Regions from separate parts of the Mus musculus genome. Here region 1 is linked to region 2. Evidence: chromatin loops called from intact Hi-C (ENCODE). Cell type or tissue: heart. All regions are shown on one strand. Each heading gives the region's core, and the rest is flanking DNA. Links, peaks and the distances in the headings are about the cores only.

What was found. A loop is a pair of places that touch in the nucleus more often than their neighbours do. Peaks named below come from ENCODE experiments on the same cell type or tissue, not always from the same donor. Only the 100,000 strongest peaks of a DNase experiment are listed, where the experiment ranks them.
Region 1: it touches region 2 in a loop (7-fold over the local background); 9 of 42 quality-filtered maps call a loop at or near these places.

Annotation. Positions count from the first base shown.
Region 1 is chr13:21,501,215-21,509,552 of GRCm38, reverse strand. It overlaps the pseudogene Cox5b-ps and the pseudogene Zfp389. Among named protein-coding and RNA genes, the nearest start is that of n-TSgct2, 12 kb to the right of the region's middle. In heart, for the core only: no CTCF peak of the experiment used is centred there; a DNase peak (open chromatin) is centred at 3,212; H3K4me3 peaks cover 1,154 bases; H3K27ac peaks cover 668 bases.
Region 2 is chr13:21,450,087-21,458,424 of GRCm38, reverse strand. Zscan26 (zinc finger and SCAN domain containing 26) reads left to right here and starts at 4,698. Exons shown (of 6, transcript NM_001347491.1): 1 at 4,698-4,847. In heart, for the core only: no CTCF peak of the experiment used is centred there; a DNase peak (open chromatin) is centred at 4,694; H3K4me3 peaks cover 1,784 bases; H3K27ac peaks cover 2,555 bases.

The DNA.
Region 1 (8,338 bases), core at 42-8,041, 51 kb before region 2:
CATTTACTGGAGCAGTTACCTCCATCCACTCTAGATCCACTTTCCAGCAACTGATGAACATCTCTTATTGTTTCTCCATCCTCTGTAGCAGCATTGGAGGCAAAGCCATGGTAGGGAAGTATCAGTTCCCACCTGCTCCCCCAGAATGTTACTAATGGCCCTTGACAAATTTGCCCTGTATTTGACATTGTGCCTTTTATTAAAATAATTTAATTTAATTTAAAATGCTTTTTTTCCAGAACTCTTGACAATAGCACATTTACAGAAAAACTGGTTTCAATGGTCCCAGTGATTTTATTAATAAGATAACTTGAGGCCAACACTCCAAGCTAGCTTCAACAGCCGGAAGAGTACCAATGACAGGAAAGGAAACAGAACTGCTGGGGTGGGATTCCGGGTTGTGCCTGGTCACCTTTGGGGAAGTGGTTAGCTGGATGAACTTTGAGGAGTTGGATGAACCCAGTAGATAGGAAGAGACACTGTAACACTGCTTAAACTTGTGACACTGCTGGGCATTGTGGTGCACATGTGTTAATACCAGCACTGTGGAGGGAGAGACAGGAAGACATCTGTGAGTTCCAGCCAGAGCTACATAGTGAGACCCTATTTAAAGGCAAAATGAAGCAAGTAATGGTGCCAGGAATTTTTTCAAACCCCACTCACTCCCCCCCCCCACCCCACCCCCCACACACACACCTCTCATCACACACACCCTAATTTTGACTAAGTCAGTTAATCTCTCTGTGCCTCTATTGCCTCAACTGTAAATGAAGGTGCTTTATCACCTTCCCAGGGCTTTTAGAGGATTATGTGAACAGACTTGATTTACAAGTATATCTGTACATTCCTTGTGGTTGTTTCTTGCTCTCCTCACGTCCCTGGAATGCCCTGTTCTGCTTCCTGATTTGTTTCTACAGGTATCCCTTCATGAACCATGCTTACTTTTTCCTGCACACTCTTAGAAGATAACCTGGCAAGAAATGTCAGCTCTTGAAGCTGAGAGAGAATAACTATCTGTGGTATTTGAGTGAGATATTACCCATAGTCTTGGTCATTTAAATAATTGGTAGCACTGTTTAGGTCAGTGTAAGAGATATGGCCTTAGTGAAGTACATTGCTAGAAGCAAACTTTAAGAGTGAAAAGACTAAACGATTGCTAGTTGCCCTGTTTGCTGCTTGTGGTTCAAGATAATAGATCTGCTTCAGCCTGCTACTGTGCATCTCTGCCATGACAGACTCTTATCCCTCGGGGACTGAAACCCAAATAATCCCTTTTAAGTTGCCTTAGTCTGTTAAATTTATTTTGCTGCAGTAAAACACTATAAGCAACCTGGGAATGAAAGGGTTTGTTTGAGCTTACAAGTCTAAGACTTACTCCATCACTGAAGGAAGGCATGGCAGGAGCTCAAGACAGGAACTTGGAGTCAGGAGCTGATGCAGAAACTGCAAAGCAGTGCTGTTTACTGCCTTTCTCCCATGGCTTGCTCAGCCTGCTTGCTTATATAACCCAAGACCACTTCCCCAGGGGCACCACCCAGAGGCCCTCCCTCATCTACCACTAATTAAGAAAATGCCCCCACAGGCTTGCCTACATGCCAGTCTTATGGAGGCATATTCTCAGTTGTGGTTCCTTCTCAACCCTAGCTTGTGCTAAGTTGAAAAATAAAAAAATTAAAAAATAAAACCAACAACAACAGAATCTCACCAATCAGGACACTTGGCCATGGTATTTTATTACAGCAATGAAAAGTTACAAATCCACTGTTTCCAGTTCATTTGAGTAATATAATCCTGAAATGTGAGTTGTAAGTGCTAGTCTTTAACAATCTGTGGTCTTCTGAAAGTCCTGGAATAATTTTCAGAGAAGTTATGATTTTGAAGGTGTTCTCTCCATGCTGAGGAGTAAGCCCTTAAACTCTAGCAATTACTGTGAAACTAAATGACATCCCCAGTCTGAGACTTTAAAAAAACAAAACAAAACAAAACAAAACAAAACAAAACAAAACAAAACAAAACAAAAATCAATGCCAATTACTTCCTCTGGTGAGAACAGACATCCTGACGGCTTGGTAGAGTCTGCTCAGAGTGAAGCTGGAACGGAAAGGAATCCAACCTGGCTGTGACACATTCGTAACCTTGGTTGTTCAGGAACTTCGTCCTTCCCTTCTGTTCACCTAGGACCTCTGGATTGTGTTCACAATGTACAGTAGCCTCTCTACTCTAACATTATAAAAAATGCCTCTCACATTACCCTGACAATCTTATGGTTTTATGTTTAGCATTTATGGCCTTGACTTACTGGAACTGCTTCCTGTTGCATAAAGTAGGGATCCAGTTTGATGTCCTTCCAAAAGATTATCCATTTATTCTTATACATTTATTGAAGATGGTTCTTTTTCTTACTGTTTTCATTACACCCATCTCTGGACAGCTATACCATTTGTTTCCTTTGCCCCATATCGCATTATTAATGTGTCATGGCTTTATAATATGCTTTATAGCCCTTAAGGCAGGCCCCTTCTTTTTTTGTTTGTTTTATTTTCCTAGTTTTATTTTATATGAATGTGAAAATCTACTTCTGAAGAGTTGGTAGTTTTAGGGGAATACTGTTTAAATTTACAAATTATTGTTTTATGCTAAGGATAAAATCCAAGGCCTTGATTTGCTAGGCAAAAATGACTGGTTTACATTCTCAGCCACTGAAAATTACTTCTGAGATTGATCACTGAGAGCTAAAAGCCCAGGAGGTGATCCACCTGGGAAGGAAAATTCGGGTTGACATATGTCTCACCTCAGAAACTTAGTTTTCTTATACTTTAGAAGAGTGTTTTATTTTCTTCTCTGCGTGGTTAAGGAAATAAAAATGTTATTGAAGACGTTCTGAGTAATCATAGCCTCCTTTCTTCACTACCAGCTGGCCCGAGCTCACTAACCACAGAGATGAAAACCTCCGGCATCCTAGAGAGCACCAAGCGTCCGCGTGCCAGAGGGCGAGCTGAGCTCCTCTAGCCTGGCAGTTGGCCCTCTCAGTCAGTCAGTTTCTGGGTGAGTTCGTTACCTAGTTAGCACCAGGGTTTTGCAGAGGGCAAGCCTGTTCTTGCCTTGCACTTCCAGCCTTCCTTTTTTCGCGTGGGTCCCGTACTCTCCACCCCTCACCCTCTCCTCTCCTCTGGAGAGCCGGCTCCCTACCTGGGCGGGACCGGGGCGGGACCGAGGCGGGGCCCGGGCGGTTCCTCAGAACTGCAGTCTGTGGAGCGACTGGTTAATGCGGGTGAATACTGAATTTCCGCAGGGGGAGGTCCTAATTGTCTCTGCTCTGGGCTCCTCCCTTAGGTTTGTGTTCATCTTTGAAAATGTTACCCAAAGGGAATTTACTGTTACTGTTTTACTGATCTGCCCTTTTCACGGTAGCTTATTGGGGGTGCATACTGGGAGGGATGCACATTGCCACTGTAGAGACTGTAACTGGAAAAAAGACAGGAAGGCAATTATTATAACAAGAATTTGGAGGACAAATTAGCTTTGCTTTCCAGGGATGCAACTGGTAGCACTCTAGGTTCTCCGCATGGTCTGACTTGTAAATCTAGAATAGTGAACTGATAAAGCATTTTCTCTGTCACAGTTTTCACGGGGGACTAGACAACGCTTTTGCTAAGCTACTCTGTTTTCATAGCAGCAGCCACTACAAGAGCACGTTACAATGGACCACCTTGTTAGAATGAACTAAGCGTACCCCTCAACCCCCTTACAGTTAAAATGATTGGACTTTTAGGTGGTAACCATTTCTGTCAGTGATGTTATTTCTTTTTCCAAACTTAAATTAGCTTTCTTCTCTTTACTCATAAAATTCTTCATCTACACTATTTGCTAATCTCTTCAACATCTATTTTGTTTTAAGTTTATTTTAACGTTATTCTTAAGTGTTTTGTAAAGTACAGACTATACATTATTCTCTTCTAATGCCAGGGTTCAAACCCAAGGTCTTGTACAAATTAAGCAAGTTCTATACTGATGACCTGTGTCCCCAGCCCATACTCCTTAGTTTTATATTTGTGTGTACTCATTGTTTTCTTTACCTTTAAGAAAGACAGACATAAATAGCTATTTGTGTCAGATGTTCATTCTGGTAGTTCTGTGATGTTACTCTCTTGATGCGGGTGAATGAAAACATTTGATCTGTGATTTGGCTCCTGTTTGGTTAGTGCCCTCATATTGTGGAACAAATGCTTGAGAGTTCTAGTTAAGTCTGGATCATGTATTATTGCCATACTTACAGTCCATAAATTATATTTGCAAAAAAATGTATGTTTGTCATTACAGGAGTCAAGGCCAGAGTTGTGAGCAAAACATTAACTTTAAAAGATTTTATAAGGATGGACCCAGACCAAAAGGTCTCTATCATACATACTAAGGATTCTTTACCAATTCCTGAGAAAGAAAAAGTCTCTCAGTGTGAGGACAAGTTAGAAGACTATAATAAAGGCAGGCCCAACGAGGGCAAACGGCATAAATGCAATGAATGTTGGAAAATGTTTACCCAGAACTCAGGCCTCATTCAACATCAGAGAATTCACACTGGAGAAAAACGCTATGAGTGTTATCACTGTGGAAAAGCCTTCTATTAGTGTTCAACCCTCACTGTGCATGAAAGAGTCCACACTGGGGAGAAACCCAATATCTTTAACAAGTATAAGAAAGCCTTTAGTATGAGAAGACACTTGATTGTATACCAAAGAGTCCAAAATGAAGAGGAGCCAAATGACTGCAGTGAATGTGGGAAAGTTTTCGGTGTGAGCTCAGCCCTCATCAAACATCAGAGCATACATACAGGTGAAAAGCCATATGCATATGATAAGTATGGGGAAGTCTTCAGTGTGATCTCAGCACTCATCAAACATCAGAGAATCCATACTGGAGAAAAGCCATATAAGTGGAAGAAATATGGCAAAGCCTTCTATGTGAACTCAGTGCTTATTAGTCACCGGAGGGTTCACTCTGGAGAAAAGCCATGTGAGTGTGGGAATGTAGAAAAGCATTCAGTCAGAGTCAAACCGAGTGATCACCAGAGAATCCATACTGGAGAGAAATGCTACGAGTTTGATGAGTGTGGGGAAGGTTTCCGAAGATACTCTAACCTTACCAAACACCAGAAAGGACATAACAAAAGAAAATGTCAGCAGTGATGTACATGGGAAAGGTATTCTAGGTGCCTTTGGTTGCATCAAAAGAATATGACCAAAAAAAAAAAAAAAATCCACATACCCTCTCTTGAAATACTGAAGAAAAGTTGCTGGAAACAGCTTCATCATTGCACACAAGCTTCTGAAGTCACCTGTCCTCTCTTTAGAATTCAGCTTTACAACTCAAGATGGTTTGTTTTTATTTTTCTTAATATAAATCGTTTTCCAGAGGCCAGGGAAATAACTCAGCTCATCCAAAGCCCACATAAGAAACCCAGATGTCCAGTGGAGCAGGCATCTATAATCACTTTTCCTGAAAATTGAGGCAAAGGCAGGAAAAATGCCGCATTCAGAAGCTTCTGGTCCAGCACCTATAGTATGAGCACAGCTGCAGAAAGAAGAAACCCCTCCTCAAACAAGGGGGAAGACAAGAGCCACCTCCCAAAAGTTATCATCAGACATCCACATGTACACACTCATACATCATACTCATATTCCATAACTGTCAGTTTACTAAGAGGAAACAGGTTAAGCATTACTTTGGGCTAGGGAGATAGGTAGCAAGTAAAGGAGCTTGCTACCAAACCTTAGGTAGCAAGTAAAGGAGCTTGCTACCAAACCTGATGACCTGAGTCTCATTCTGGAGCCCACGTGGTAGAAGGAGAGAACTGACTCCTGCAAGTTGTCTTGACCTCCATGCACATCATAGCACATGTGCACATGCATATACAAAATAAAATAGTGTAAATGTTACTACATGCAAGCTTCTTGTTTTGCTGTTACCATGCTTACTGACAAAGATTAAAGTTTGAGTTGTAATATGGTTGATTCAAGAAAGATTATCCCTACTAAACCTAAGAAGTCCTATCTATTAATTCTGTGTTTCTTTTGATGACCACTGTGTTTTCCAGAGTAATTAGCTGTACTTCCTTGTGGCTTCCTGACCAAATAAACTCCTAACTTGCCTGAGATTCCTGAGCCAAAACAAAGTGAAAACCATGTCCTAAACAGTTTCTTAGAGCTTCTGCCTTCTGATTCTTGCAATTCGTGTTTCTCGAGGTGTATGCAAAGATAGATGTCAGAGTGGATCAGACTTGGGAAATGCTTGCTAGTTTAGGATTAGCATTAGTTTTAGGATAACTTTCACAGATTTATTTAAGCAACTGTTATGCTATACCCAGCATCAACTATGGGAGGTCAGATTTGAAAGGTGGAAGTTAATGAGCCAAATGTGGAGAATATTTATTATGTATAGGAGTCCCAATAGAGCTCTGTCTATCAGGCCCTATCTGAGTTTCCTCACCTTAATCTGTAAACCCTATTTGTGTACATGAGTTTGCACCTTAAACTTATTTTGTTTAGATTTGTACTTAACTTTTCATGCCTGCTTAACAACAATGAAATTCTTCTCACCCCTGAAATATGTATAAGATTGAAAATAAATTCCAATTACTATAAATTGTGGATTGTAGATTGAAGAGACAGCTTGGTAATTAAGATCATGTACTGCTGTTTCAGAAGATCCAAGTTTGGTTCTCAGCTACCACATTAGGCATCTCAAAACTGCCTATTACTCAGGGGATCAGACACTCTTCTGGTCTCCACAGGCATTTATTGCATACATACATTGCATACATACACAATAAAAGTAATTGTTTGTAATGGCAGGTTTCTTTGGTCCATGTTCTGAACAGGTAAGGGAAGGATTACTTTGACATAGTAAAGTAATGTTCATTTTCAGAAGAGGACTCTATGTAGAAAAGTGTGCACAGCTTACCCAAATTCTCTTAGCACTTTAGGAAGTCGTGCCGGACTCTCAAGTCCTGAGCCAGGTGGTAAGAAAGCATATTGTAAAGCTGTTGTTGCATGATAGCACTTGCCGCTCCGCAAGCAACTTTAAATGAGGAAGTCGGAGGCAAGAAGGCCATGGTTCTGAAGCTCAAGTTTGGGTGGTGGAGGTGAAAGGTTTGGTTTGGTTTGGTTTGGTTTGGTTTGGTTTGGTTTGGTTTGGTTTGGTTTGGTTTAGTTTGGTTTGGTTTTCTTTGTTCAGCTAGGGATCAAGTCTCATGTATGCTAGGCAAATGTTTTACCACTACAAACCCAGCTGGAGCTGAAATTTAAAGGAGAACCTCACATCATGGGGAAAATGTCAGAAAATAAAGTGTATACATATAGATAGAAGTGAACAGCCTCAGCAAAACACCAGCTATATCTTTCCTCACCAGAAATATATCTGTGCAAGTTCGAAAGTATAAATTATTTGATCTTCCTGCCTTTGACACTGAAAAAGAATGAATTTTCCCAGATGGGTCATCACCCTGTTATCTATCGTATTATTATCAATGTCTAGCATTTGCCCTTTTTTGACCTTGCTAACTTGGTGTGTTCTTAGAAAGGAGTTTTCAGATAATCATTTGGGCACAGAATACCCTCTGGTGTCAACAGTGAAGTGACCTTACACCATATCCAAACCGGCTTAACTGTAACAACTAAGCACTGGGTGGTGAGCGTCCTGAAGTCTTAGAAGGAACAGATTCTAGAAAGAGAAATTTCTGTTACTGAAATATTTAGTTCAGAGTATATATTGTAAGCTCAGAGATATTAGTAATAATTTGAGTGCACTGGGCCTTGTATCAGATATTAGGGATATAAAAACAAGTTGTGAAGAAGACTCTTACTTTCAGGAGCTTACAGTCTATCTGGAAACAGGAAAAGCAGCATTTAAAAACAGAAGTATAAAAGCAGTAGTTTTGCAGAGTAATTTTGTTTTTAAGACAGGGTCTCACTATGTAGGACTGTCTGGCCTGAAACTCACCGCGTAGAGAAGGTTGTCCCTGAACTCACAGAGGTATGCTTGCCTCTGCCTCCAATGGCCTGGGATTAAAGGTATATGCCACCATGCTCAATTAAGAAGTTATGGGTGCCCGGAAGTGCATCTGCTTGTCTCGGGCGAGATGGCTTCAAGGTTACTTCGCGGAGTGGGCGCTTTGGCGGCGCAGGCCCTGAGGGCCCACGGCCCCCGTGGCGCGGCCGTGACCCGCTCCATGGCTTCTGGAGGTGGTGTCCCTACTGATGAGGAGCAGGCTACTGGGCTGGAGAGGGAGATCATGATAGCAGCACAGAAGGGACTGGACCCATACAATATGCTACCTCCAAAG
Region 2 (8,338 bases), core at 231-8,230:
CGTATCTAATAAAAAAATAATATGAAAAAAAAGAATGTTTTAACACAAACCAACAGCAATGCAGGCTGGATATAAAGCGTTCAAAATGTGAGTCTTTGGAGAACAAAATACAATCCCCTGCATAGTCTAACAATTTCAGCTAGATTTTTTTTCTTTTTCTTTTATTAGATATTTTCTTTTCTTACATTTCAAATGTTATCCCCTTTCCTGGTCTCCCTCTGGAAACCCCCTCTCTTTATCCCCTCCCCCCTTTCCCAGTTCACCAACCTACCCACTCCCACTTCCCGGCCAAGGCATTCCCCTACACTAGGGCTTTGAGCCTTCACAAGACCAAGGATCTCTACTCCCATTGATAACCGACTAGGCCATCCTCTACTGAATATGTAGCTGGAACCATGAGTCCCACTATGTATACTCTTTGGTTGGTGGTTTTCAGCTAGATTTTTATGAAGCTGCTTGCTTTTAATACTTTACCATTAAGTTTGGGTTGACAATATATTCATTTTTGCTTTATTCTGGAAGTATCCCCCAACTCTTATTTACTACTTCCTCTTTTGATCAGAAATACATACTGGTTTACTAAAATAGTTTTTCAAAATTCAGAGAAATGGGGGCTAGAGAAAACAGTTCAGTTGAACTACTTGCTGCCTAAGCATGCAGACCTAAATTCAACCCTAACAGTGGCATAAAGCAGACATGGTGGTGTACTTTTGAATCCCTGCACTAAGGAGGCAGATCCCTAGAAACAATTACAGACTGAGTTCGAGGTGAACAAGGTGAACAGCTCCTGAGGAACAACATCTGAGGCTGACCTCTTTTCACAATATGCACACACGCATACACACACACACACACACACACACACAGAAAGAGAGAGAGAGAGAGAGAGAGAGAGAGAGAGAGAGAGAGAGAGAGAGAGAGAGGTGACTAAAATGTGACTGTGTTATAGAAGTAGAGAGAAGAACAGAAAACATTACTATAGTCTGGTGGTGTGATTGGCAGTATGGGTTAGTACCTGGGAGATTTTTAGCTTTTTTGAGAATTTTTTCCTGTGGTTCTGAGTTCAGCTTCCTCCCTCAGGGTGTTATTGCACACTGAGCTGGAAAGATAAAAGAAAAGGTGGGGTCTGCAGGATCCTAGTCCAGCAGGGAGTACAGGGGAGCAGAGTTGAAGGCCTTCTTGAGGATTTTAGTGTTACGGCTCTATTAAATGATATTCAATGAAACAGCTCTCTTATATGATCTTATATGATATTCAGTGATTCAGTGAAACAGCTTGTGTACATACACCTTATGTGGTGTCAATCAAGGGCTACATTCATGAACCTTGGAGAGTGATGAGAGGTTCTTAGAGTGAGGCTTAAAGTTCTGGGTGATGTGTTTATAAAAAGGTAAGGAGAGAGGGAATAAGTTCTATGGGTGTGTAGTGAGTTATAGGGGAAGAGAGTAACCGCAGCAGGGCCATGCCAAGGCAAGCATCCCTTCCCCCTGAAGGACCAGCCACATGATGACGGTATAGTATAGAGTTTATGTAGGGCATGGGGAGGTTAGTTAAGAGGGTAGTAGAGGCAGAGAAAAGGAGAGACAGAGAGAGAGACAGAGACAGAGCGAGAGAGAAGTAGAGGCCCGCCATGAGCAAGTGGAGAGAAAAGAGGGAAGGGAATTGGGAAGGGATGGGGGAAGGATGAGGGGACAGAGAGCAAAAAGGGAAGAGCCCAAGAGAGGAAGAGAACAAAAGATCAGGAAAGAGAGGAGGGGGCAAGCAGCCCCTTCTATAGTCAGGCCTATCTGACTATCGCCAAGTAACTGTGGGGTGGTGCCTACGCAGCTGTTGCCAGGTAACTGTGGGGGTGGAGCTTAGACAGAAAGCTAACCCTGTGGATGCCTCCTTTGCACAGAGAAGCATTCCAGGAATACCAGGCGCTTGCTGAGCAGGTTCTTATCTGGAGGGAAGAAGTTGAACCTGGAATTTTCCCAAGGAATATGTGGCATTCCTTGGGTAGAAGATTGCTGGTCGGGCTCCCCAGATCAGACAGAGAAGAGAAGCCAGCCCTTCCACCATCACCACCCCAAGAAAAGGAGCCCTCCATTTCTCACCAAGCTCAGGAAAGCTGTTTGAACATGGTAGACTACAACCTTAGTATCAAGGTGCAACATCTCCACACTGATTCCAAGTCAAATCTTCAAATAGTGGAAAGAGGTAAAAGACTCTGGAAGTTGTCCTCTGACCTCCATATGCATGCTGTGGCTCACATGTGCACACACACATAAAGAAACACTTGTAGAAAACACACATTAAATAAAGTAAAAATTTAAAAATCTCCCTCTAGGTGTAGGACAAGATGAACAGCCACTGGGGTATTACTTGGCCTACACTCCTCTTTCTACCTTTGATATCCTGAGTTAGAAAGACACAGGGCCATCTTACTGGGATGATCCTACAAAGGAAAGCTGATTCCTAAGCTCCATTTCTGTTACATTTTACCTAACTGGGCAGGCATTCAGACCCTGCCTATCTTCTTCACCAGGCTTGAGAAGGTAAAGCCAGAGGAGGAAACAGGGTACCAGGACCCTTTCTCTAGCCACCAGACTCAAAAGCAACTGAAACTCAAATCTGCGTGGGCAGCAACAACTAGAAAGATATTGGAGCTGTATCCTCAACGGCCTTAGAATAGGGTCCCAAATCTAGGACCGCACATAGTTCTGACAGTACAACAAAAATCTAATAAAGACCATGCAAATTCTTGAAACAATTCTATGAGTTGTATCTGAATAATTCTATGAGTTATTTTCTGAAATAGGACTTATCGGTAATATACTCATGTATTGCCAATAATACTACTAATATAGAAGCCCCAGTCTCATACGTGCATTTATATAAGACCTGCAGGCAAATCTTGATATTTTGCTAGTTGTATACTCTGCTCTTCTCAGCCAGTACAGTCTGACGAATCACATTCCCTGGAATTCCTCCGGTTTTTATTACTAGTATTGGAGGATCCTTTCCATCTTTGAATGGCTGGAATCAGACTTAACAGTTTACAACTCTAAATTATACAGATGCTAGGACTTTGCAGGATTGGATGGCCTGAGGATGGGGCTTAGAATGTAGAATTCAATTATCTTTGGAGAGAAGAAGGACCAAGATGTGCCAATTTTCTTTCTAAAGTGTGTGTGTGTACGTGTGTGTGTGTGTTGTTGTTGTTGTTGCTGCTGCTGCTGCACAAGGTCAGAAGAACCCCTGGATGCCCTATAGCTGGAGTTGTAGGATATTATAAGCCGAGAGCCTAACCGCTGTGAACTGGGTTCTCTAGAAGAGCAGCAAGGGCTCTTAACATCTGGACCATCTCTCTGGGTTAAGATTTAAAAGCCCAACTATTGAAAGGTGACATGTTGCAGTAGGATGTCAAAGACTTGCAGGTAACTGGGAACTAGGAGACTTTAAACCATTTACCAGGACTGTTAGCCTGCAGGGCCCAAATCTGTCAGCGGGCTGAGGAATTACTGGGTTTCCTCCTCTAGCCTGGAAAGAAGAGTCTGCTTGGAAAGCAGTGACTAACAGTTAGACAAACGGGGAACAAAAATTTGCAATTCTCAGGCAATTTAACATATTCCTGGGTATGACAGGCTACTGTAGAATTTGGTCCCAATTTTTGACTCTATGGCTAAGCCCCTTTATGAAATTTTGAATGGACCCAGAAATAGTTATGGGTTTGGAACCTTTAAAAGGGGATTTGACATCTGCTCCTACCATGGGAATTTGGGGCTTGCAAAAGTCTTTTCAGTCAACATGGAAAGGATGGAGTCCTAATGTGAGTTCTCACTCAAATGATTGGAGGTGAACCTCAAACTGTGGCCTATTTATCAAAGTAAATGGCTAACAAGGGGGATTATAGGGGAGGGAAGGGTGGTAGGGGACTTTGTGTTAGACACTATAGGAAGGACTTAAACAGATGATTTGTTTGCTCTGAGTTAATCTGCACACAAAACATCTTAAAGCTGTGTTTGTTCTGACATGTTTGTTCTGAGTTAGCTTTACACACCATTGGCTTAGCAGACTGCAAAGCATATAACTGACACCACTATACATTAACCAGACTAAGCTCTGTTGAGTGCCTTCGTTCGAAGTCAAACAAGATAAGCTTAAAATAACAAAGTGAACTTCACTTTTTTTTTTCCACTTTTTTTTTCAGCAGCAGCAGCAGCAACAACAACAATAACATAGAAACTTTAGAAAGAAAATCGGCATATCTTTACCCCACTTCTCTTCAAATATCATTGAATTCTAAATTCTAAACCCTACACTCAGGCAACCAAATAAAGAAGGCACAGATAGGAGTCTTTGGAACTTGGTGGCAAAAGGGTGGGGAATGAAGAATAAACTTGAGCACTAATAATTAACTTTGGTTCTCTAGAATCCAACCTACATGATCATGCCAGCTTTTGCCTAAAGCCCAACCTAAAGATTCAATTGCTGTGTCTGTTTGCTGGTGGCTGTGATTACAGCCCGAGCTTTGTTATTCTAGTGATAGAGATGACATCTCTGTGTGAAAACAGTCAAACGAAATGGTCTGATTTATGTAAATGAAATCTTTCAACTTAGACCCAGTCAGGACACCACCGAGTTGAGTCCTGGTCCTCCCATCGTCCTAGAGCGGAGCCGGAAACTACTGGGCTGGAACGCAGATTTTGAGAGACGTGTGACTGACCCTGCGACCAGGGCGAGGGGGACGTACGGTGATCGGGTTCCAGCGGAGAGAGAACCCGCAAACTTGGGACTCTCGAGCGGAGGGTCTGGTTGATACACAGAAACTCTCCACACCTCGGAGCTGGGAGGACCAGAAGCTGGTGCGTGACGGAAGCTGCGGGGCATGGGAGAGGGAGGGAGCTCAGGACGTAGTTGGTGAGGCGGTTTCCTGCTGTTGCGCAGCTCAAGCTGACTGCAAGCTCCAGCGTATCTCCTACTTCAGCTTTCTGATGGCTGAGATTGCCAGCACTCCTGGGTTCTGTTGCTTTATTTTGTTGTGAGGGATTTTTCCCCCTTTTTTTGTTTGTTGTTGTTTGGTTTTAAGAGCGTTTCGTGAAGCCCGTGTTGGCCTCATCATTTGGCGGCGTATACTCTTAATTTGAACTCCTGTTTATCCTTCTATCTCCGAGCTCTGAGCTCATAAGCTGGAGCTGCCACACATGGCTTCTGCATGTTTAAGTAGTTACCACTGTAAGTAAATAGAATATTTGAGTAGATAATCCGAAATAGATGGGTAGACAGAGGCGGCTTTAAAAGGCATACGTGAGAGAACAGCGAATACAGAGGCCCTAAAGCTGGAGCTTGTCTGTCTTATTTAGGGATTAACGAGGGCACCAGGGTATTTCGAGCGCAGTGAATAAGATTGCCACAGAGGATAAGTAAGTGAACAAAGTGGCCATTTGGTTGTGTGAGGAACTTGGTCTTGGGTGATAGAAGGACATACTCAGACAGGTCTTGTAATTGGACACCCATAATGTGCATAGATTAGAGGATGAGCAGAAATGAAATCAAGAATGGGTTGCAAACCAAAGTTGGGTGCAATTAAAAACCTGCATCTGAGCATAGTGACTAATTTCTATAATCCTAGCACTTGGGAGAATTGCCCATTGTGGGCTAGGGAGTGAGAGCCTTGGGGAAAAGGAAAACTGGCAGGAAATCTGGCAGGAAGTGAAGACTGACTGTTGTAGTTGTGGCCAGGTGGATCCCACAGCTTTTGCTTCTGGATCAGATGTACACACACAAGAGAGAGAAGGAAAAAATAAATTCATAATTCGGGGGTCTGTAGATTTAAAAAAGGACCAAAGGTAAGTTCAGTCCACCGTTGGTGGTTCACGTCTTTAATCCCAGGTTTGGAAGGCAGAAGCAGTCAGATCTCTGAGTTCAAGGCCAACCTGATCTACAGGGCAAATTGTCGGACAAACAGAGCTACACAGAGAAACCCTGTGTGTGTATGGGGGAAGGGGTCTGGAGGGGGGGGGGGCAAAACCAAAAAAAAAAAAAACAAACCCCTGAAGATCAGCTTGGAAACCTGTGTAAAATCATAAATTCTTCAACTCTTCAAGTTTCGTCTGTAGTGTGAGGTCGTTCTTAGTGTGGTGTCTGTGGAGATTGACTAAGCAAGGGACGCACAGGTGGAGCAGCTCTGTTGGCTTGTTGACTGTGACATGAGCTGTGACTAATCAATAAGAAAAAGGTTAAAGGGTTTTCCCTGTAAGAGTGGGATATATAAGGAACCAAGAACAAACAACAGTGGTAAGTTTGGTCATTAAAGCATAAGGAAAATTTAGACCATATTAAATGTTAAACTTGATCTTGATGGTGATGGCAACTCATTGTGTGCAACATGCTTCATTTCCCCCGTAGGAAGATCTCAGGTGCAGTGTGGCAAGTAGTCCGTGTCGGGAAGACCAGCATTTAAAGCAGTGGTTCTCAGCCTTCCTAATGCTGCGGCGCCCCTTTAATACAGGTCCTCGTGTTGTGAGGTCCAACCACAAAATTATTTTCACTGCTATTCTATACCTGTAATTTTGCTGCTGTTATGAATTGTAATATAAATATTTTTGGAGACAGAGCTTTGCCAAGGGGGTCACGACCCACAGATTGAGAACCACTGAGTTGAAGTAAGAGACGTCTGAGTAAGAGAGCATGCCATCAAGAAAATACAAGGGTGGACATGAGGGATATGAAGCCGTAGAATCAGAAGAACTCAAGGTTGCTGGAGAGATGGCTCCGCAGTTAAGAGCACTTTCGGGTCTTCTAGAAGACTCAGATTCAAATCCCAACACCCACTGGAAACTCCAAATTCAAGAGATCTACACCCTCTTCTGGCTCTCTTCAGGCACACATGTGATGCACAGATATATGTGCAGGCAAAACATCCATGCACATTTTTGAAGAGAACTTGATTAATTATATACATACAGTATAAAAGAAAGGGAAGAGAATGCTCAGTCTTCTGCCTTAAATGGCAGGGTCACTGGAGTTCCTTCCAAAGACAGGTTAAACCACCACGGTGTATATGTATATATATCTAATCACATTGTAGAACTGAGTCGCCACTAATTTATGTGATAGGCCTGTATCAGAGTTCTTACGGCCTTTAAAAAGAGATTTGTTTTTTAAATTATTTATGTATGCCCAAGTACGTGCACTTGAGTACAGTTGTCCTTGGAAGCCAGGACGGTCCTCAGATCTCCTGGTGCTGCAGTTACTGGTGTTGTGAGCTGCCCAGCAGGGCTTCAGGGAGCCTCACTGGGATTCTCTGAAAGAGCAGGCTATTTTCTTAGCCACAGAGCCATCCCCTCAGCCCCTTTATTAGGTATATTTAAAGAAATAGGATCAATTTTTTTCTTTTATTGATTTTGGTCAACAGATGTCTAAAGAGATTTATTAAAATGCGAACATGACAGTTGAAAGAAGATTGTTTGGGAAAAGGATCATGGGGGGGCAACTGATCAAAATATATGTGTGTGACGTGTCATGAAATCCATTGTTGTACATAGTTAATAAATGCTAATTTTAAGAAGAATAGGAAAAATGCCAATGATTTATTACAAGGATTGTCTCATGATTATCAAGTCCTAAGATCTTGGGGAGATTTAGCAAGCTAAAAACAAAACAACAGATAATGGCATTATAGTGCAAGTCGAAACCCTGTGTGCCACAGAAGCAGGGTGTTTACTTTAAGTCTGAAGGCAAAGACTTAGGATCCAGGAGAACTGAATTCTCAGTTCTGAGTTGAAGGGAAACCCAAAACCTTAGTGTCTGACTTGAAGGTGCTACAGAGGAAGTCTCACTCATTTGTGAGAGGATGCGTCCTTTTGTTCTCCAACCTTCTGTTGATCTGGCAAGGCCTACTACATTGTGAAGGATAGACTGTTTTACTCTTGTCTACAGTCTGTTAACTTAAATATTAAATCTAAACTCATTTTAACCAAATATTTTCACCCAGGTGTCAGAAGTGACTTATAAACTAACCATCACAGTACTAACCTGATATTTTCTGACCAACAAACATCACATCCTTGGACTTTCTCAAGCCTCTATTAATAGGTCATGCTACTCTGAGCCTCTCACATCCTTGCTACTTGAGAGGTACGAATGGGAGGGTTGTTTCAGCTCAGACATATGAGGCCTCGTTGAGCAACACAGCAAAACCACATCACAAACAAACAAATACTAGTAATGGCTTTTAAATGTAATGATTAGGTTATAAGCTTCCTGGCTCGGCCTCTGGAATGTTGTGATGCAGACCTGAAGGACCCCATCTGCTTTAAATCTTTGCTGTTTTGTTTTTAATGCAAGCATTGGA